Linked DNA regions of Homo sapiens: all the other regions are linked to region 3. A link is an interaction called in ENCODE POLR2A ChIA-PET data of the cell type or tissue named here. Cell type or tissue: GM12878. All regions are shown on one strand. Each heading gives the region's core, and the rest is flanking DNA. Links, peaks and the distances in the headings are about the cores only.

Region 1 (7,976 bases), core at 1,887-5,886, 110 kb before region 3:
TTATGTACATATATGTATATACATATATATGCACATGAAAATGTATATATGTACATACATATATGTACATGTAATTATATTTAATTTTAAGTTAACTTCACACTGAAATATATATGTATACACATATATACATGTATATGTGTATACATATATAAATATAAATATTATATATATAATATAAAATTATGTACATAATACATATACATGTATATATATATTTCATAGCGCAGTTAACTTAAAATTAAATATAATTATATATAATTGTATATACTTTTATATATAATTTTATATAAATATATAAATTATATATAAATTTTATATAAATATATTCTATATATTATATATTATATTATATATAATATTTATATATGTATATACATATATACATGTATGTATGTACATACATATATATTTCATAGTGTGAAGTTAACCTAAAATTAAATATAATTATACATAATTTTTTATTATATAATATTTATATTTATATATTATATATAATATATATTTATATGTTTATATATAATAATATATATTTATATGTTTATATATAATAATATATATTTATATATTATTTATAATATATTATATACAATTATATATATAATTTTAACAGTTTTATATAAATAATATAATATATAGAATTAAATATATATAATTTTTATGTAAAAAATTATATATATAATTTATATATTTTTTATATATAAAAATTATATATATATAATTTCCTACCCATTTGGAAATATTTTATTTGGAATTCTGACATTGGATTTGTTACATGAAAATGACTTTTGGATTTTTCTAAGTGGTATCTTATACAGTCTGTTTAGATAGATAACATTTTGAAATTTTCCTACATCTTGGTCTGCTTAGGTAGACATTTGACTGATACATGAATATAGACATTTTTATCTATGATTTTGTTACTGAGCTTTCTTCAAACTGTTTAAATAGTTTGGTGGTAGATTGAAAGTAGAATGAGACCTCATGTGCATGTTTGTCTCCAGAACCCTCGCCAGAGCATATTTAGGGGAAATAATATTTTTTAGGAATTTTAGCTTCTTCTATTGTTTATTCTATCTGTAAATTTGACTTATCTGAAAATAAATTGAGAATTTAATCCAAAACAGACTTTAATGGAGGTTTTCAGTGTGAGATTTGTCTTCCTCACTCCTTTTCTTCTTTTTCCTTCATTATCCCTGTTTCTCCTCTCTGCATTTCTCTCCCTCCCTCTTCCTTTTGCATGCATTCAACTACTTATAGTAAACATACACCACGCACCAAGTATTGTGATAGGAACAAGGGGTATAAATATGAGCAAGGCAGTTTTGATCTGTCCTGCCAAAGCTTAGAATGTTTGATTTTAAAACAAGCATTTACATTAAAGTGTGGTAAGTGATACAATAAAGAAAGAACAGAATGTTGAGGAAATACCTAGTAGTGTCTCTTAATACAGTTGAAAGTAAGGAATATTACTCAAGGAACAATGTCTACAAAAAGTGATATTACGGCTAAAAGTTAAAGAATCATTACAAGTTAGGCAGACAGTATTACTACTCTACAGGAATGGAGTCAGTTGCTTATCTAGGTTTTTACCCCATTATATTGTTGGCTCCTTTTTGCATGCTCAGTACCTACCAAAGTATCTGGCACACAGATGTTGTTGAATAAATGTTTGATTAATTAATGCAGAAATATAAAAATGAATACTATCTTGATAAAGCACTATTTGATATATTTGTTTGTAAGTGACACAATGAAGAAAACAACATGGATTTCCAGAAAAATTAATACATCATCTAAATTCCAACTGCTAATCTTAGGTTCTCCATTTTCTACTGTTTTGTTGTTTCTTCTCTTTTTTTAATTTTTAATATTTTATCCCTATTATTGGACCCAAATCAGCATACATTTGATTTTAAACTTGACTTAACATAATTTATTAAAACTTCAATACTTCTTCAAATTTGAATGACTTATTTTATGTATAATTATGTAAAACTACAAACTTGTAAAATCTTCTGAGTTAACACTGGCCATTTACTTTTGCCTATAGAGAAATTAGTCCAGTAAAAGTCAACAGCAGCATATAAAGAAATTGCCAAAATGCTTGAGTATTAAATAACTACCTTGGGTATTGCTTAAGAAAAACCTGCATTCTCAATTCAGCATGCATATGGAATATATGCAAATTTATCTTGTTTTCTGTAGAGACCATTTAACTAAAGAAGAATGAAAATAATTTAAAAACTTACTCAAAATTCATCTGGTAATATGAGCATATAATACATATGAAGTCATTAGACTAATAAATTCATAAGTAAAAAATAATAAGTAAGCTAGAAAACAACAATGCTAATTGATATAAAACACCAAGGCAACAGAGTATTTAAAATGTCATTCAAAGTTGTTGGAATGTGGTTAAGAAAATGAGCTTCAAGATCTAATTAAGAACTAAGCCCAACATGATCCCATAAGTATTTTTATGCTTGAGATGAATATTGGAAATTTGTTTATATTAGTTCAAATTGGTCTAGTATCTCATTTCCTTGTTATTGCATATTCTCAATTATCTGAGAGCTTAAATGTAGGAAAAGGAACGGTGAAACCCCGTCTCTAATGAAAATACAAAAAATTAGCCGGGCGTGGTGGGGGGCACCTGTAGTCCCAGCTACTTGGGAGGCTGAGGCAGGAGAATGGCATGAACCCGGGAGGCGGAGGTTGCAGTGAGCCGAGATCGCCCCACTGCACTCCAGCCTGGGCGACAGAGAGAGACTCTGTCTCAAAAAAAACAAAAAACAAAAAACAAAAAACAAAGGTGGAAAAAGGACATAATTTAATCAATACTTTCAAACATATCTTCCAAACCAAGTTAATTATGGAAAACTTCAGAGGCAAATATCTATGCTTTCTATCAAACTTTGAAAAGAAGGAATCTAGTTTGCTTCAAAAAACAGAACTGTATTTTGCTGAATAAACCAAGTTATTTTCAGGAAACAGAATATGTAACACTCACAAACACTGAAACACACACAAGAAGTGGCACGTCATATTTTAGAAAATTAAAATATGTACAAAATTAGTCTTTTGTAAAAATTAGCTCCTTGATAAAACTTGGAATTTTCAGGAAGGGTTTTTAGAATTTCAATATTTACTTGCTTTAATTCTTGTGCTCTTGTCATTTAAATAGGATAGTGAACTATAAAAGTTCAACTTAAGAACACAAATTAATACCTTACCAAAAAATAGTATATTAACTATTATCCTCATATAAATTAGATATCCTCGTTTAAATCAACTATCTTCACATTCTCATCTAATTTGTATTATTTGATAAAATTTATAGAACATGATAACCTAAATAAAAATGCAAAGGGGAAAAAGATACATAGAGGTATATTATAATTTATGAAAAAGTCGATAACACTTTTTTAACCTAAAATATACTCAAGTTGAATTATCCTTGCCACTCTGTGGCAGAATATATAGTGTAGAAGAAACAGTGCAGAAAAAGGAGATCATGAAAACAGATGTTGGAAGGGTAAATTGGAATAATCTTCCAGATCATTCACTATCAAATATATTTTCAGAGCTTCTCTCTAAAGGAAATAGACATGGGATCATATTCTCCAAGTACATGAATGTATCCATTATAGGAACACGGACTCCTAGCACAGCCACCCTAGAATGGAGAGTCAAGTAGTCCCGTGGTTTAGAATTTGTGCACTGATGGGAGAAGACAGGGACAGGAAGAAGAAAGAGCAGCCTTTCTAACTGATCTGGCTGCTATGTGGTCCAACCGTGTTTAAACAGAAAGTGCAAGGTAAACAAGATTTTTGTGGTTTCACTTTGATGGAGGAGTACCTCTCTTCTATTTCTGCTAAAATTCTCAATCTCTGTCGAGTAGAAAATCACCGGTTTCTGTGGAAGTAGTTAAAAATGCACGAAGGTGCTGAACACACAAACAAGCAAAAATAACAGAATATCACAATACTCTTAAATACAAAATAACTGTATTTCTACACACTATCAATAGAAGTTGAAATGTTAAAAATACCATTTAAAGTAACATGAAAATTATGAAATATGTAAAATACATATTTTTAAAGATGTAAGATGACTACATGTTGAAAACCATCAAAAATAGCTGAGAAAAAATGTTAAAGACCTGCATAAATGGAGAAGTACATTATGTTCACAGGTTGAAGATTCAGTATTGTTAAGCTATCAGTTGCTCTCAAATAGAACCATAGATTCAATACACAATCCCAAGTGAAAAAAGCAGCAGTTTTCTAGTATAAATTTATAAGATTGTCCTAAAATTTATACAAAAATTCAAAGAACCTACAATTACCAAAAGAGAGTTTGAAAAAGAGGAGTTAAATTGGAAGATGAACACTGACTGATTTTAGGAATTATTATAAAAGTACAATAAACAAGACAGTTTGGCATTGAGATAATGAATAAAAACTTGACTATTGGAACAAAATACAAAATCCAGAAAAAGAACCAAGAAATTGACAACTTCTTTTCAACAAAATTACAAAGACAATTTAGTGAAAAAAAGATAGTCTTTCAGTAAATGTTACTGAAACCATTGGAAATCCTTAAGTTAAAATAACCTGACTTAAATCCATAACTCATACCATATACAAACATTAACTCAAAGTGTGTTATAAACTTGAAGATAAAACTTACAATTGTAAGACTTCTAGAAGAAAACATAGGACATTTTTAGGACCCAGGGATAGGCAAATATTTCTTAGATATGATGCCAAAAGCATTATCTACAAAATAAAATATTGATAAATGTAGTTTCTTTAAAATTAAAAAACGTTCCTTTACTAACACCATTAAGAGAATGTATTAATAAAGGCAGGATGTGAAGGCGATCTGGCTGTGACATCTGTCACCCCATTGATCATCAGGGTTGATTTGGCTGACGTAGCTGGCTAGGTGTGTGTCCCCTTCCTCCCTCACTGCTCCATGTGCGTTCTTCCTGAAGCTGCATGCTTGGCAGAAGAGGACAACCATCCTTGATAGAGGAAGATGCGTCTTCTGTCAAGGGTATACGAGTAGCTGTGCTCCCCTGCTAGAATCTCCAAACAAGCTCTCAAGGTCTATTTGTAGGAGGACGTGGGTAATAAGGCTTCCAAGACTCCAGACACATCCCAATGAGGCACTGGATGAGGCAGCAGTCTACCTTTGTGTGTGTGTATACACACACACACACACACACACACACACACACACACACACACGAAAGGCATTGAGAAAAATACTTTTAATAATATATATGAAAAGGATGAAAAGGGATTTATATCCAGAATAAAGAGCTTTCAAAACTGAATAATATTACACAACTAAGTGAGCAAAATATTTTAATAGATTTTGCATCAAAGAAGATATGTGGATGGAAAATAAGCACAAGAATAAATGTTGAATATCATTGGTTACACAAATTAAAACAACAGTGATGTATAACTGTGCACCTGTAAGAATTGCTAAATTTAGAAAGAAGAGACATGATGAGTGTTGACAGTGATGCAGAGGATCTAGAACTTTTACATACCACTGGTGCAATGTAAAGTACTACCTAACTTTGGAAAGAATTTGGCACTTCCTTAAAAAGTTAAACATAAACCTTATATAGGATCCAGCCATTATGCTCTTTAGTATTTACCCAAGGGAATGACAGCACATGTCCCAAACTGCTATGAACATACATGAATGTTCATAGCAGAATGTTCATACATGTAATAGCCTTAAATTAGAAACAATTTTAATAGTCATGAACAAGATACACTTTCATAGAAAAAATTAATAATTACCACTTTTAAAATGGGCTATATCTTTTGCATGTTTCACCACTTAAAACAATAAATCCCTTGGGTTTAATGTATGGATGCCACTTCAAATCTGTAATTCCAAGTATATTGGTCTTTCCATTTGATCATGACGCTACCTCAGTACAATAAACTTGAAGTTAAGAAATTAGTGATATTAGTTATTCCAGAGAATTAAGAAAAAAATATATATCTGAAGCCTAAAAATAGGTAAATGCAAATTCTTTTTGTCAAATACAACAAAGAGAAATACTGAAGCTTGAGCTTGAACTAATTTCCTGATCAATATCAGTAAATCTCAAATCATCAGGAAAAAGTTTAAGTTTTTGAAGAAGTCTCCATTTAATTAATCACTCATTAATTTATTCAACATATATTTATTGAGGCTCTATATGTGTCAAATACTAAGTAAGTACTGAGGACACAGCAGTGAATCAAACTGATAAATATACCTCCTCTGTGATGCCACCTGGTCAGGGAAAGTGATGGTAAATAGACAAGGAGGGTATGGAGTATATAAGATGGTGCAGTGGAGAAATATAAAGCAGGGAAAGGTAAAAAGGAATGTTGTGTAGCCAGAGGAGTCTTCACCTGTGCAGAGAAGCTATGAGTAAAAATATAAAGCCCAACTTCAGAAGCAGGTGGAGCCAATGTGCAGAGGGAGACAGACAAGAGGAGACCCACCTCCCAAACAACACAGAGTAACAAATTGCTCACTTTCTAGGACATGGAAGGTCAGGTTTTATTTCCTCAGTTGAATTTACTGAAATATCTCAGGGTCCTAAAATAAGCCCCCATTTTAACTAAAGCCAAATTTTGTAAACAGGGAGCTTAGTGAAAGGGTGAGATTCTCCTCCATGTATCACTTGCTAAAACACTCTTCTTCGTGTTCCTTAAGAACCTTATATATTCCCCTGTTAGTCTTATCACAGGGCACAATAATACCCCGTGTATGAATTGACATCCTCCATTAGACTGCATTTAGCAATTTGCATCCCTCAGAGACCTTTTTTATACCACAGTAATTTCTAAAGAATTGCTAGTGGCCCTGAGGTCTTATTTCAAATTCCACTAACAATGGTGAAGTTTCACAGTCAAATGGAAAGAATATCATACATGGAATCAGATAAATCAAATTTGTGTCCCATACTGCCATTGACTAGCTTTCTCAGTCTTGCTTAACTTCTCTGAGCCATACTATCTTTATCTGTAAAAAGGGGTAATGCGAAAGCCTATTTCACTGATGTTCACTTTCTTTGAGGATTAAATGGAAAAATGTATACTGCCACCTCTAGAGAGGTAATTTAACTGATCTGATCCAGGACCTGAGCTTCAGAACTTGAAAAATACAGTGATCTCTGAGTGAGTCAAATTACAGCTGGAATAGAGAACCTCTGGCTAATTTAATTTGATAACACAGAAAACCACCTAATTTATTCATTATACTTTATATTCTATGTTAAATAGCTTAGTCTTTCTATTGCTTACACAAGGTTTAAAGTGAGAAGAAATCAATGACCTGTTTTCCTTTATTACTCTCTATAGGTTAAGGCTATTAATTTAAAAGTGAATAGAAAATTAGAAAGATGATGACTTTGATTTCATTCCTTTTTCATTATACTCTTCTATTTTTTGTAATTGTCCTATAGTGATTATCCACTAGTATACTTTTCATAACTTATAAAGGCTTTGTTACTGTTATTAATTCTTTCCTTATTTTGTATGTATTGTATGATAAACATTTTAATTCTATAATCCACTTGCTTTTATCTTCTGTCATACCTCTGAAAACTAAATCATGGCCAGACAATATTTTATAATTCTTAATTTAAGGAATATTTTCCCTCAGCTTAGTTGTTATAAATTATTTTAAAGGTATTTCTAAAAGTCCACATCTAGTACTATTATTACCTTTTTCTCAACCCTCATTTTTTCATTCTTTAATTCTCTTCTGTGTTAAATGGCTGTTATGCCCCATGTTCTATATGGTTTCATATTCTGTGCTATTATTATTTCTTAGAATAATATTTTCTTTCTCTTTTTCTTTTTTTTGCCTAAGTGAATATTGCACTTCCTTTGGTCTGTACCCCAAACAAAATAGCAAAGAAAGCAGAAATCAAGCCAAGCTTAGAA
Region 2 (7,976 bases), core at 1,887-5,886, 50 kb after region 3:
ACGAAGTATGTTCTTCCTGTATTTGAAATACAAGCAAAGTTTTACATTACCATCAGCATATCCAAGAACTGATGGTGTCATTTACAAAGTAACTTAAGACAAAATACAAATTGGCAAACTATTAATCTTAGATTACCAAATTGGTAAGCTATGAATCTTAGGTGGTGATTAAACCAATGAATTAAGTCGATTCTATAAGAAACAAAATTTTAAAAATCATTTGCACAGATTCTTAATGACTGTATACATAGATATAGTATAAACATCTATTTGTGGAGTTATAAAAAGCACTCCAATTATCAAAATATATAGAAAAATTGGTTTATTAAGTAAAACACAGTGGCCATGACTTGACTTTGAATAGTTATTCTGCTAGCTTCAGCGTATTTTGATAGTCATAAGTGTTGTTTAATATCATCTAGTTAAGGTGGAGAGAAATAATTTGAGATTGTTTTTGATTGTATCATAGTTAATGCTATTAAAAGGAATGAACTTCTCAAACTTATATACATTTATACATATGATATGTATATTATAATTATCTAAAGAAGAATTAAAACTATAGCAATAGATGTATATGCAACTTTTTCTCTAAGATCAAGAGTCCTGGAAGTAAGATGGATACATCAAAGACAAAATGAATAGATAGAACATTGGACTCTGTGTGGCAGAGGTAGCTAATTGTTCCTTAGTTTCCTTTTTTCTCTTCTTCCTTCTAATATTTGAACCTTCTAAGTTTTACTTGGGCACATGGATGCTCAGCTAGAATATTTGCAAGTCTCAAAACCCAAGTAGAGCTCAGTTGGGTCATGCAAGTTAGTTTTCTTAATTAAATAGTATATGAGTGGATCATGTGAGTTTAAGTGAGAAATAAAGAAATTTCCTACTTGTTTGGCCACTAAATTTTAAGGTTACTTTTTTGGTCAATACTTAGCCTAGCCCATACCTAATATATAAATTGATAACAGATTGAGAGGCTACATGAACGTAAATATATGCATATGCTAAGTAGGTAGATGATGGAAAATGATTATAATATATATATATAGCTGGCTGGAAAACTGATGATCCTTGGCATGATATAGAGAAGCACCTGATACAGTTGCTGTCTTCAATAATTTGGAAGTTGTGCCATGCATCTAATAAATATGTTGTTCTTGAATAATTGTTTAAAATGTGTCTGTATGTTCGTTTATGTTAGTTTCTCCTTTTAGTAAGGCACTAGAAGAGGTGAAGTCAGGCATAAAATAGCCAACTAACTTGCATGCTGAGATGAAAGGGAATACATATCTGGCAGTGCCTGTAATCTAAACTGTGTGAGAGTCTATTGATTGGGACCTTTTAAATGTTCCTGTAACCCCAATCAGCAAGAGATACCACTATAAATTGGAGCCATCCAGGCAGCAAAAGGGATATTGCCTTCCCATATAAGTCCATAGATTAAAATGACTTAAGGGTAGCTGCCATTAAATTGAGAGGAGGAAAGGATAGGTCAGAGTAATTAGAGGAGAGTTCCAAGGGTTAAGAACAGTGAGCAGAAGAAATCACTGGATGAGGTTATTTACACCTGGAACTAACAAGAAGGGAAGAGTCCGGGACCCTAGTAGATTTTAAGGAAAAAAAAAAAAACATATATATATATGGCTTTAATATCTGAGCTCTGGAGAAACACGAATCAACAAAATCTAATGCTTAATATGCATGCTTTACCAGTACAAGTTTTCCTAGTATGTGGTCAAGTTATTACCTGATATTCAAAGCAGGGGGTTGTGTTTGACTCAAACTATGAACCTGGCCTACAAAAGTCTGGAATTGTTTGATTCTAGGGGTATCCAACATAATAGGGGATATACAACATAATACCAGCAAAAAGCAATTTGAGAAAACGCTACACCTAGTTTGGAAATTGGATATTATTTACTAAAGTGCTCTTAGTGCAAGCTTGTATTTTCAAAGTAATAAAAACAATGTCATTATTATAACATTTAAGATATGATGGAAACATTTTTCCTCTAGTGCTCTTATTTTTTAAGCTCATCACAATTGGTAAATTTTATTAGTGAGAGCAGAATATAACCTCATCCCTTGACTCCATCAAAAGAGTAATTCTCTAACTCAGAAGGCATAAGCATGATTAGCAAAGAAGGGAGGAAAGTAACTCATATCTTTTCTTTTGTTGTCTTTATTTTGATTTGCTCTAAATATTTTCCAGTTTAATATTTGTTCTAATTAGAAAACCAAGTGATTGAAAAACTCTGCTCTAATTTTATAAACAAGAAATATGTCCACCAGCTAGTTGAAAAAATAATGTTATGATCTTTTTCCCCAAATATTCTGAATATCAGGTTCAAAACCAGTAGAATTTGTACAGAAAATCCTATACAAATGCTCTACAAATGAAATCACAAAAATTGATAGAAATACCACTGACACACCATAACAGTTTATCTTAACAAAGTCCAGGTTATATAAGAAGATAATTATATTTTAAATAAGCAACCCTAGGGCTTATGCATTATAGAAACTGGAAAAGTGTTTATGTCAAGCACTTAATGATTTTTCACAAAAGTTAACAACTAGCATCAAAAGTGGCAATATACAGAATTTTTTGTATATATTTATTGAGTACCACTTATTTGTCTGGTGAATAATTAATATCTGACACCTGTACTTCAACAGAAATTTCTCATTTCCTGTGAAAACGACAAGGCTGGCTCTAAAATAGAGACTACACGGATGTGGTTAAATCATCAGGCTAGATGGTGTTATCGTTTTTCTTTGAATATAATTTAAATGGGTTGCTGTAGATCTATTTGAAGATGTACACTCCCAAGAAGTGGCATGTTTGCAAGCTGCAGTGAGTAAACTAGTGGTCCTGATTTGAAAAAAGACTCTGTAGCTTGGAAATCCAAAAGGGAAAATCTATTTTATTTGGTCAAAAAAGTTAACACATGCTAGTCAACTAACGTCAAAATGGACTTTCCAATAACAGCACCTTTGCTGTGTTATAGACAGTTAGTTGCAAAAATAATGTAAAACATGTCTTTTAAGTTCCTGATTATAAGTAAACCTCTTTATTTTATTTACTCTTAGGGAAAAATGATTTAAAAAGGGAACTATAAGAGTTAAGCACAGTTTTAAAAGACATCATATTGTCTAACTCTTAGGAGAAACTAATGCTTAATAAGATAAATAATTACTAAATGCAGATTGTAATTATGTGTTTTTCCAATGTTGTTATAGGCTCAGCAGTATTTTTTCAACTGAAGCAGTGAAAATAGTAAAAGTGATTTCAAAACAGAAAAGACTACCAACTCACATAGACTAATCAAAATATAAAAACACAAAAAACTTAGGCAAAACTTGGAATTCGATATTTTACAAAGTAAAAAGAAAAAGAGGTAAACTTGAGTGACTCTGGGTTTGTTTGTTTGTTTGTTTTTTCTTATTCCTGAACCAAACTTTCAGTTTCTGTTTTAGGTCTTCTACGTATGGAAAATTATCTGAGTTAAGATTCCATTTATAGGATCCAAGAAAGACTGAAAGTAATTACTATGAGTGAATAATATTATGACTTAAGTGCTTCATAATTTTTGGAAACAGTAAGAAAAGGTTAGTTTTTTATCTCCTAGTGCAAACAGTTTTTAGATTGTAGATGTAATGGCGAATTAAAAGCTTTGTGAATTTGCTAAGTCTAGTTGTTGTTCAGACTATAAATATGAAAAAAAATTCAAGTATAATTAGCTAAATGTCATTGGAAGCATAGAAAACTCCTGTACTTAAACTGAACTGAAACAACAACATGTCACCAAGGAGAACATATATGCTTTTGCTAAGAAGACAATTGATAGAAATTTTTGTTTAACAGCAGGTCAAACAAAATTATTTCAGAAATGAGAGAGGTAGAAAGAAAACTGGCTTTAATATCTGCGCTCTATCTAGAGACACATGAATCAACAAAAGCTAATGCTTAATATGCATGCTTTACCAGTACAAGTTTTCCTAGTACGTGGTCAAGTTATTACCCAATATTCAAAGCAAGGGGTTGTGTTTTCTGTGCATGACTCAAAAGAACAAACAAAAAAAGACCCTTCACAGGTCTTTAACTGTCATTTTGTGATCCTAATTCAACTTTTGAATCCTCATTAGATAAGCAAACACCTAAATTGAGCAACTATTTTAACATTAAAGATAACTGAAGGAATCTGAAAATCTGTTTCATTTTCAGTGAAACTAAATATCTTAGTCATAAAAACTATTTTTTTTGTTAGGCAATATCAGCCTTAAACTGAAAGGTTGGTTTGGACTGTTGAACTGACAACAAGTAGAGTTCTACCCAGAAACTTTTAACTGAATTTTCAACTAGAACTTCCCTTTCAACGTCACCTATCACTTGAAATAGCAACTGCAGAATCCCAGAAAATTAATTTACTAAACATTGTTTAGTAACAAGTTTTCACTCGTGAAATGTTAAATATAACTAAGTTATCACCAAGTGCCACTCTTCTCTGTGGGTTTCTTGGCAATAATAAGCACACAGTTGCAACTAAAATTTAATCTAAATGACATTGTTAACTCCATCAGAAAATACTGTGTGACGAATCTTATAGGTGGAATGTATCACAAGTTGAGAAGCAAATTAGGCTATGATACATATGTTAGGAATCAGTTTTTGCAAACTTTAGACACTGACTACAAAAAAAAATCACTGTAAATTAAGTTAGTACTGACCCAGTTCACTAAAAGAAAATAAAAAGTAAAACTAAAAAATGCCCAGTGTTTCATTATGCCTACAAAAAAACAGAGAGAACACACATTTTTTATTTGTTTGTTTTGAAAGATTATTTTTGCAAGGCAACTTGTCTTAAAGCTCTGGAAGAATAAAACGTTTAACTGTACCTTATTTAGGATTTCTAAGTCCTAGCAGTTATGGGAAAGACATCTTAGTGTCAAAAAAAATCTTAAACACAACAAATGAAAAGGCAAAATTGTCCCACAATATTTGATGAAGAGCATTTTTAGTTTAATTTACACCCTAGAGTGCCATTTGATATTTGGTCCAGAATTTGGTAATGTTGAATGAAAAATGACTTTTGTTATTTTAGAGCAAAGAGAATCATTTATTCCATAATGATAAATTTTAATAATATACATTTGGGTACTAAAATATATTCTTAACAAAATTATTTTATAAGGTCCTGGTTCCTCAGTCAGGAGGTCTGGGTTTGAATCTTGACACTGCCACTAATAAGCTTTGTGACCCAAGATTAGCTCTATCGGTAACTTATTGATCAAAGCAAGTAGAAGATAGTATAAACATTGTATGTAGAAGTTTTTGTAAAGTAAATCTATGTATGCAATAGGAAATTTTTCTTGTCAGTTAAGCATATATAAATTTGCAATTATGTTTAGTTAACCTGCAGGTTTTATGTATTTCAGATTATTGATATATCATGACACTAAGAGCTGAAATATTTTTTCTAATTATGATGTGATAAAGCTATCCTGATGTGTACATTTGTACATTTCTATACATCTATAATTGATGTTTGCACTTTTCGGGGTTTCTAGTCAACATGTAAAAAACAATAACAAAAAAAGAAAATAAATAATCCAAATATGGAAAAAAAGTCAAGTTGCAAGTATTGGACATAACTACATAATCTCCCGTACGATGTTCACAGATTTATTCACAACATTTAATGCATCTTAAATGTGTTATTTCTTAGCTTATAATAATAAAGAACAAACTTTTATCAACAATATTAAGGCTTAAAACTAAGATAATTATTTTGAGTGCAAAGTTAGCTGTAGAATGCATAAACTCCATATATCGTGAATCCTCAAAGTACAGTGAAGTAACAGAACCATCTCTCATAGACAATTGCATAGAAGTACAGTTGTTTGATGAATACATATGAACCGATTCTTGGTGTGCTTATGAAAATAAAATAAGGCATATGGGAACAAAGGGATTAGTAATAGGGTTGAAAATCATATCCACAAATGTAAAAAAAAATTATCTCAGGAACTGTTTTCACATTTTATTATGCGGACAATTATTAGGAATATAATAAGAACATTATAAGTTTAATAAGATTTTTAAATTTCAAAGATTTATAATGATAGTTGAATCAGTAAGATAAAAAAATGGTTGGAAATAATGTCTTAATGTTCTCAATCACAAGTGAGAGTTGAACAATGAGAACACATGGACACAGGGAGGGGACCATCACACACCCGGGCCTGTCGGGAGGTGATGGACAAGGGGAGGAGAGCATTAGGACAAATACTTTATGCATGCAGGGCTTAAAACCTAGATGAGGGGTTGATAGGTGCAGCAAACCACCATGGCACATATGTACCTGTGTAACAAACCTGCATGCTCTGCACACATCCTGGAACTTAAAGTAAAATAAAAAATAAATAAAAATAAAAATAAACAAAAACTTAAAAGTAGAATTTTGAAAACACTTTTAAAATTTACCCACACCCAATCACTGACCCAAAGTGATATGGAAATTCTTAAATGCCAGAAAAGTGAGGAAGAAAGAAAATAATAACAATAATAATAAATGATCCATAATTAGTTTCTAATATCTTTTCAAAAATATTTGCAAAAGCTAAGCCAACAGTCAGATATTTTCATATTCTAAATTTTTTTATTACAGGTATCAAACTGATTAATACTCACTAGTCATTTCTGCTATAGCCAATTCTAATTTTTATGAACTCTTTGCACATTGTACAATAATGGTTTTACAAATTATCCTTTCCTTTCAAGGAAGTGACAACTTTGTATGTATTATTCAACATTTGTTCATTGTTTTATTGTTTATTTCTTTAATCTGTTAAGGAGAACCATACAAAAATAGTACTAACATTTCATTCATACTATCAGCTATTATAATTGAAAATAGATCACCCTCAAATACATGAATGTAATGCTCATTGATTTGTAAAATTGTAATACGAATCTTTTGGGTCAAGTTAGGTTTACTACCCTTCACTTGAATATGTTATTAATAGCAAAATGTATATAGCCTATTTATAGTATTTGATTTTTATATAGCTATTAGGAAAGGCATGACCAGATATAATACTTGAACTAGTGTCAATTACTTATTTAATTTACTTATTAGATTTTTTGCTATCTGACACATTATTTAGCATGGCTAGATATACTAGTTAAACTATTACAACATTTTATTTTACTTTCTTCCATCAGGTTTCTTTACCAGATCTCTATAGCCTTAATTGGCTCCTTTCTTGCTAAGCCATCCAATTTGAAAGTTATTTTTCTGCTTACAGATCAAATTTTTGCTATTTAATCACCTATCTCTCTCTCTTTCCAATATACCTTCAAGAAATATGAATCTTTACTCCATTCTAAACCAAAGTATATCTGTGTTTATAACCCCACATCAACTCACATCTTGTGACTTTTTCCTCATAATTATCTCATCTCTCACAGGGTTTCTAAATTCAAATATAAGGATGGGGATATGCGACAGAGAAGAATGCACTTGACAGGTATCATGAAAGATGTGAGCTCCAGGTATGAAAATGTCAAACTTGAGAGACCATGACTAGTGTCAGCTTTAACCAGCTAAACCTTAGGAAGAGTACAGATTCAGAGTTGTCAAATCATTCAATTTCTCAAGAGTTTATGGAAATCTGTACTTTTATTTTAAAGCCTCCTGGTTTTTAATATTGGCTTTAAGGTTTCTTTTTTATTTATCCAGTGGAAATAAATTTTTCTTGCTGGCCATATTCTACCCAGAAGTCATTGATTTATGAGCTCTGTCATCAGACTCTACTCATCTATTCATTCTTGTAGGAGGCACATGAATATAGAAAGCTCCCACCAAACTAAAAGCAAACAAACACACACCACTTGACATTGCCATGATTTGATTCCTGTTTCCCTTCCCAGTCAATTTCAAACCTTTAAACCAAAGTAGTAATACTATTCC
Region 3 (7,976 bases), core at 2,498-6,497:
TGAATGCTGCATTCATTTTTTTTTGCATTGTTCTGAGATTTGTCATTAGGTACGGTAGACTACTAATGGATAAAAATACATAGAAAAGAAACCTAAGATTGAATGTAGAAAGGAAGGTTCACATGCTTTCTCAACTAAATATATGGTACTCCTTACTAAGTATAACCTAGAAATAAATAACTTTCACTTTTCTACAGCAAATGTTAAATCTCACGTTGACTTCTCCAACTTGGCAAATTAAAGATATCATTTCATAACTCCCAGGTGGACAAATAATTTTTTTTAAAGAAAACGAAATTTAAACAATCAACTTGAATTATTCATAATTTTTAAATTCTAAAAGCATTATCTCCAGATTCAATTTTTTACTTAGATTTGGTAGAAAACACTGACTGAAACTTGGAAAAAAATAAAATCCATCAGAGAAAATTGCTACTGTTCCGTACTGACGTTAAAATGTAATACTTTGGAGACTTACTTTCCAATTTCCAGGTTAAAATACTCCCACGTCACTTATCGCTATTGACTTTACACATAGGAACTCTAAAGGAAGTCTAGGGAATTTTCTCATTAGTGCTAAAACACACACACACACACACACACACACACACACACACCGTAATACCTGAGGGAAATAAGATACCATTCTGATCATTAGCTCTACTTTCCACTTGCAAAACCTGAGTCATCAGTAAGTGTCACAAGTGCTTTAGGGAGCCAGTGTTGAACTAGTTTCAAAAGCATTTAGCCAGTCCAAACTCAATAGGAGGATGAAGAATTTAAATACTTTTTCTTTGTCCAAAATATTTAGAGACTCCACTTTAGGGATTATTATATAAAGTATCCATTACACATGTTGATATTTGATTGGTGTAATAAACCAGAAGTGATGAAGTCTGTAAAAGCTATTGACTTTGTGTTTACAGATATCACTGTTGCCAGTGCAATTGCATTGGCCAATCTAAACTATGATGACAGCTAAAATTTAAAGAAAATATTCTAATACATGAGATAGACATTTCTGATTGAGGTGCCAGTGTGATAGAAATGATTTCATTTATTAAGCCTGAATGTTAATAGCTGCAGTTTTCTTCACCCAATTTACACAAGAATCTCCTTGAACCATATGTTTATTCTGATGTGCTAGAGCTGGCCCTTACTGATCCACAGAGCCACAGTGAATTTTTTCTTTTTTTGGAATTTTGTGAGCTGCTTGTCATCTCCTCATTAGTTTGAAATTGGGCATGGTGGGAGTATTTACATTATGAAAATCAGCAAATGCTATAAATCCACTTTGTTTTCCCAGAGAGTTAGTTGTGAAACATTTACTAGCACACACTGCCTGAAAGGAATCTCTACTGGTGAAATGTGGCCTACTTTTTTGCAACTGTTTCAAATTTGGTTTCTTAAACTCATGCCGAAAGATGTATATTTGATACCTAGCTATTGTATATGTTGTCTTAGTAAGTCACTTAATCTGCCCAAGAATGTCTTAATGTCATTATTTTTAAATGAGATATTCATTGGAAACTATGCAGTATTCTCCATTTCTGAGAGTGTCTGAATCAATTACCATATATGTTTATACTTCATTCTACTCTCATAAGGCAGAATAGTAAAACAAATGGTTAGAGAGCTGGATAAAACCAGAAAGTAGGATGAATGAATCAGGCTTGTTATCAGGATGTATGAGACAAAGCGGTACATGGGACTGTGAAGGACAGGATGTCAGTGCCTAGAGTATAGAAGACAGCACGATTTAGGTCTGCCTCACCATAATCATGAAGAAATAGAGATCTAGGACTGCCAGATATTCTGATCTTTAAAAGAATCACCAGATATTGAAATGTCTGTTGAAAAATCTCATGATACTTAGATGTTGACAGTTAATTTCATTTTTAAATATCTGTGTTATTAAGCAGGTCAGTAGGCCAAGTCAAACTGTGAGTCATGAGTCTGCTACCTCTCTTCTACAACCAGAAGAAGGAACAGAAATTACAGTATGGTGTTTCTATAAGATAAATGAAAGAAATCAGAGATTTTAATGAAGACCAATGTTACATTACTTAGACTGCTAACGAATACACATCAAATAACATAACCAAAATACATCTTGGCCAGAAGTAATATGTAAATTATGTATTTTTTTCATTCCAGTCAAAACATTAGTAACTGATTAAATTTGGAGCACTAGAGAAAAAAAAACCTGTTAAATTAAATATCAAATTAAAAGTCACTATATTACAAGTATTTATTTATCTATAAGAATGTAATTAATTTAATCTGAATTTATAATGAAAATGTTTCTGTGAATTCCAGAGACTCACTGTAAGTCATCAACACTGTAGATGCTTAGAAGCTATTCTCTGGCAGTTTCTTTTGCTATAGCTTCATGAATATTTGCTTTGAATAGACTAGCAAATATGTACAATAGAAAATAAAATTGCTACTGGGTAATTTCAGCAAATCATAAAATGGTGGCATTCAGTTTCCAACACTATGACATCCACATTATAAACTTCCTAGCAAAATGATTTAAACCATAGTGACAAAACTTGCACTTAAAAGAGAACATTAATTTTTTTTTCTTTTTTGTAGAGATGAGGGCTTGCTATGTTGAAAAGCCTGATTTCAAACTCCTGGCCTCAAGCAATCCTCCTACCTTGGCCTCCCAAAAAGTTGGAATTACAGGCATGAGCCACCACACCCACCCATTTAAAAATTTTTCTATAACCTTTTGCCAACTTAGAATATGCAAAAAAATTATATTTAATTATGATATGAATTTCACTTGTTTTCTGGGTAAATACATATTGCAAGGTTTCATATCTTGTTTCAAATTTCATTTAAATGAAAATATTTCAAATGTACATAGTTTGAGCCTTATAAATAATATGGCACACCATCAATCAATTTGCCAGAAAAGATCTTGATTTTGCTCTGCAGATGTCAGCTGAAAGCCTGAGCAGATAAATGAACTTAAATTTAATGAAATGCTTCAGAACTCAGCTATAGAATTTATGTTCTCTTTGTTAAATTGAAAAAATAACCATTGAAATCCTATTTTAGAATTATTTAAAAACTTGGGTCCAAAGTTTGAACTATAAATCCCTAGCTACAAAGGCAATTAATTTAGTTGTTTCCTCTTCTTGTCTATGAAAAATAATCTTCTCTTTATCTCTGGCCAGGAAACACAAGACAGAAACAGCTCAAGATCTGTGATAACTTATATAAATAGAAAGCACTCACTTTCTGAATATTATTTTGGCAATACATACAAGGGTCTCTAAATCAATAGGTTTTATTATATTGAAAAATCATACATCAAAAAGAAATGATAAAATGGCACAAATATTGCCATGCTATTATAAAGATACACTGTTCTATAGTGAGATTGGTCTAAAGAGAGCTGCTCCTGGAATCAGCAACTCTAACTGTGCCACTAACTGAGTGTCTATTTTTGAGCAGATGAGACTCTGGGCTGCAACAGTTTCCTTTATAAAATAAGAAATTTAACTGGATTATGTCAAAAAATCATGAAAATATTTTCCATATGTAAGCATTAGCTACATATAATATATACATATATTTAAATAAAAATATATACTTTTAATATTTTCAATTCATACGGAGTCTTTTTTAAACTGTTCCTGATCCCAAACTTTTATATCATGTCATATCTTATTTGGTCTTATCAGTGAGACACAGCAACATTGTCTAATACCTGAAATGAGAATTTTCAAATGTGTTTAGATTTCTCCAAGTTCTTATAAATTTCCTTTCACCCTTTTATTTTAACATTTTAGAGTATTTTCTACTTATTTTAACAAGATTGTAGTGCTATTTTAAAGAAATCCAAAGCAGAGAATACATACAGTTGTTTGATGAAATATTTATGTGTGTGTATGTGTGTCTATTTATATATATGTGTGTGTATATACATACATATGCACATGGCAATTTTAGAGTTTTTTTTTAGGGTACAAGTTGGGGAATTTTCAAGGATACCATGAAACTAGTTTTCAATGTGTTGCTCTAATGGACTAAAGAACAAGCTATGAAAATGTTCCCTAATATCATCATCAGCTTGGTTAGAAAATCCCCAATCATACCTAAATATGAAAAGGGTCAGAACATTGAGCGAGTTGCAAAATTCCCCCAAGCGGTTCATTTCATCATGACTCACAGTGCTTGAATAAGGCAAAGTCATTTCTTAACACACAAGTTACTGTAGAGGAAGATGAATGCCTATATTATCTCCTGACTAGCCCATAACATTTTTGGAGCTTTCTGTCTTCCTTAGGGTCTCTTTTCCAGTCAGCCTACATTCTTTCTTATAACATTCTTGTCTCTAGGTTACTTAAGAATATAAGAAAAAAAAAAAGTCCCCAAAGTTTTCTTATTACATATATTCCAAACAATAAAAACAAATGAAGATAGTTTGTTTTTTCAAAAAAGATTGTTTCTGTGTGTTTTATTCTCTAGTAAGTACCCCTTTCCCTGGCCCCCACCTAATCCATTTGCAATCACAGTATGCCTCCTCATTATCACACTCAGTGTCACAGTAAGACATTCAAAAACTTATTTCCTGTGCACACCAAGTTAAATGAGAAAGCCAAAATAAGGGAAATGCAAAACCTACTGTACATCATGATAAAGAAAGAAGAGAGGTTCATAAATCTATTTGGAACGTATTTTTGTTGTCATGTTGGTAATTTCTACACAGGTTACTGATTTCCATAGTTGCATAGCTGTTTACTCTTATTGCCTTCCATGCCCTTCTAGAATAAAGTTGAGTATGTAAAATTATGGTTGGGAACCTGATGCTTTTTGTAAACTGGGACTTTTGTAAATTGGGATCAACACAAATTTTTATTCAAGCCATAGGTATTGGAGTCATTATGCTTATTTCTTTAAAAAGAGGTCAATTATGCAGTATATTGCTGAGGCAGGAGGATAGGGTCTGGAGGCAGGGAACATAAGGCCAATTCACGCTGACTTCTTAGAACTAAATCAAATGGAAACACTTCAGCTATGACAAGAAATATCCTCTCCATTTACATAGGGCATACACCAAGTAACCAATGGAAACCTCTAGAGGGTATTTAAACACTAGAAAATTCTGTAGCGCAGTTATTGAGCTCCTATGCTTGGGCCCCCTCCCATCCTGTGGAGTGCACTTTCATTTTCAATAATTCACTGCTTTTGTTGCTTCATTCCTTCCTTGCTTTGTTTGTGTGTTTTGTCCAATTATTTGTTCAAGACACCAAAAACCTAGACACCCTCCACTGGTAACATAGTTCTGACACAATTTGTGGATAGGCATTACTGTAAATTCTTAGCCTATACTTTTAGCTGATCTTTAATACTGTTTGGAATCTCTTCTGTGAATCTCTAATCAGTGACAAATTACATGTCCCATCCACCAGAGGTATTACATGCATTTGCCAAATCCCTTGATCTAGCATTCCAAAACTACCTTGTCACTTCCCTATGTAATCTTGTTGGCTACCAAGCTGGTTTTGTTGCTTGAGGAAGCCCCTGCTTTGTTTTCTTCTTTGGAGCTTCAGACCTAGCGCAGTATAGCAATCTATACATGTTTATAGAAGGAATGAACGTGATACAGCAGGAACACTTCTATTCATATTTCAAAATGTGGAATTATGTGATTTCAAATATTTTACTACTTCAATAGAATTTTTTAATGAAAAATATCTGTATTTCACTTTTATTCAGTCTGATAGGAATTTGCAATTTGTACATTACTAAAATATTTGTATTTATATATTCTGTGTTATTTCTCATAAAATAATTAGCTTATTAATTTTGAAACTGACAGCAATTCTGGTGTATGCATCTGTTCCAGAGAAAACAGAAAGAGGAAATAATTGTGAGCTGAGCAAAGAACAAAATTTTAGCAACATTGATTCTTCCTGGTAGCGACGTTTATTAATGGAGACTTGCTGATGGATTATTTGATTATAGCACAGATGGATTCCACAAAGTATCAAGTTCCTTTTTTTAAAACAAAAACAAAAACAAAAGTTGACTATTAAGAAGCAAAAACAAAGCTGAAAATTTTGATAAACTGCCCACATCCCACCTCAACACTATCCCCAGTTTTTATTATTCTCAGATAGGGGCTATTAACATTTATAATGACTGTACAATTCTTTCAAGCAGTATTGAGAAACATATATTTTGGTATAAGGTTAGCTTGCCATATTGTAGATTTTATATGTGCCTATAAAATGGTTTTTGCAAAAAGCTCACTGAATTCTGTTGAGAGGAATATGATCATAATTTGAATAAAATGCAGAATCAGAACTTTAGCTGCAAGTAATGATTTTACTTTAATTAAGATTCACCAGTGAAAAGAAAAAAAAGTTAGTTTCTATTAGATCAAATTATCAAATATATTAATAGTGTAAAGTAGAATCTGTGCCATGCTAGATTATGTTATGATACATTCAGTCACATGATTCTTTTAGCTATTTAATTTCATCCAAGTTTGTAACTGATGCAAATATTGTTGAGTATCCAAAACAAGGAAGCTTTAAAGTTGAACTCAGTTGCTTGATGCTATAGCTTAATGAACACTGGTAAAGTTTGCTGAAATTTGTATAAAGGCCAAGGAAGCTCCTATTATAAAGGCCAATAATTTATTAAGGGAAATCCATATAAGCTATTTACCTAAGAATTCCTAATTACTTTATTATATCATCACTTTATCATTTTGTTTATTTTTTAAAGAAAGACAGTTTTCCACTGATTTTACTATCTCTAGAGTGACATCAAAAGGCAATATTTTCTTTAGGAGTGTACTTTAAATGACTAATTAGAGAATGGGAAAAGCAATATAGACCATACTTTCATTATGAAAACAATTTGATGTTGACAATAAAAGTTTATATTGTCTGAAACAAAATCAGTTTATTCTTAGTTAGAAATAAGGTAGCAACTGCCAGCACAATCTCCCTCTGCAACATATTCCATTCAGCTATCAACATGGTCACTGGAAGATGGTTTGGAGGATAAAAGTGGAAGCAGGTAAGAACTGAGTGTTTGTAACTGAGTTCTTAAGATGCTAGCATTCGACTTGTATTCTCACCAGGAAAACTTAACCAGAGGATATAGCTAAACAATATCATTGCTGAAGAAATGAAGTCTGGTGTTGAAAACTCATGTAAAAATAAAAAAAGCAGCAGGCATTTACACAATACAGAGCAATGATTTGTCACTTACAATTTTTTGTTACTGAGCTTAACTATGATGCCTAACCATGATCCATCTGAATGAAGATGCAATGTATGCGTTATCATGAGGAATGGAAGTCAGCCATACTGTTGCTCCAACATATTTTCCACTTCTTGCTCTGCAAATTCCCAAAACATGTTCATAGGGCCCTTATAAATCCCTTCTTTTAATCTCAACAACTTATTTGCCCCTAAGAATGAATTAGCTATCAGTTATTTACACCTTACTTGGTATTTACGCATTTTATTATCTCTCTCCAATATTTGAAGTTTAGGTGGTGCTCATTGAGACGTAAAGCCTTTCCAGTTATATTGAAGCAAGGTCTTAAGAGGGACAGAAATTCTTCACGGAATGTACAAAAATGGTACCATCTGGATGGCTCCCTAATTTGCCAACAAATAGGCACAATGTTATACTAGAGGGCCAGAGTTCCTAAGATATGATGGCAAGTATCCTTCCTTAAGAACTGAGCAAATACTTTATAATTTTGCTTTCACTTATGCTCCACAGGTGACAGCCCCAGCATAAGATCATCTGGATGAAACAGTTGTGTAAGAATTTGCATCGTATATAATGTGATTTGATTGATCTCAAAAGAAACTATTGAACAATATTTCCCACATATATCAACCACCATGTATTATGTTTAAATATGATCTTCAGAAAACCATACTCAATCATAAATGTACTATCTTGAAGGGAGAGTACAAGCACCTACT

The links. ChIA-PET counts read pairs that join two places held together with the same protein. Peaks named below come from ENCODE experiments on the same cell type or tissue, not always from the same donor. Only the 100,000 strongest peaks of a DNase experiment are listed, where the experiment ranks them.
Region 1: POLR2A ChIA-PET joins it to region 3 with 7 read pairs; 2 of 35 experiments call an interaction of 5 or more read pairs at or near these places.
Region 2: POLR2A ChIA-PET joins it to region 3 with 6 read pairs; 3 of 35 experiments call an interaction of 5 or more read pairs at or near these places.

What each region holds. Positions count from the first base shown.
Region 1 is chr5:100,728,183-100,736,158 of GRCh38, forward strand. It overlaps the pseudogene RN7SKP62. Among named protein-coding and RNA genes, the nearest start is that of MIR548P, 84 kb to the right of the region's middle. In GM12878, for the core only: no CTCF peak of the experiment used is centred there; a DNase peak (open chromatin) is centred at 3,799; H3K4me3 peaks cover 608 bases; H3K27ac peaks cover 784 bases.
Region 2 is chr5:100,886,585-100,894,560 of GRCh38, forward strand. It overlaps ST8SIA4 (ST8 alpha-N-acetyl-neuraminide alpha-2,8-sialyltransferase 4), which reads right to left. Exons shown (of 5, transcript NM_005668.6): 3 at 1-16. Among named protein-coding and RNA genes, the nearest start is that of ST8SIA4, 13 kb to the right of the region's middle. In GM12878, for the core only: no CTCF peak of the experiment used is centred there; DNase peaks (open chromatin) are centred at 2,754 and 4,047; H3K4me3 peaks cover 2,453 bases; H3K27ac peaks cover 3,821 bases.
Region 3 is chr5:100,836,415-100,844,390 of GRCh38, forward strand. The region is part of intron 4 of ST8SIA4 (ST8 alpha-N-acetyl-neuraminide alpha-2,8-sialyltransferase 4); the gene reads right to left. Among named protein-coding and RNA genes, the nearest start is that of MIR548P, 24 kb to the left of the region's middle. RefSeq lists enhancers at 4,003-4,252, 5,167-5,386. In GM12878, for the core only: no CTCF peak of the experiment used is centred there; a DNase peak (open chromatin) is centred at 4,147; H3K4me3 peaks cover 995 bases; H3K27ac peaks cover 3,859 bases.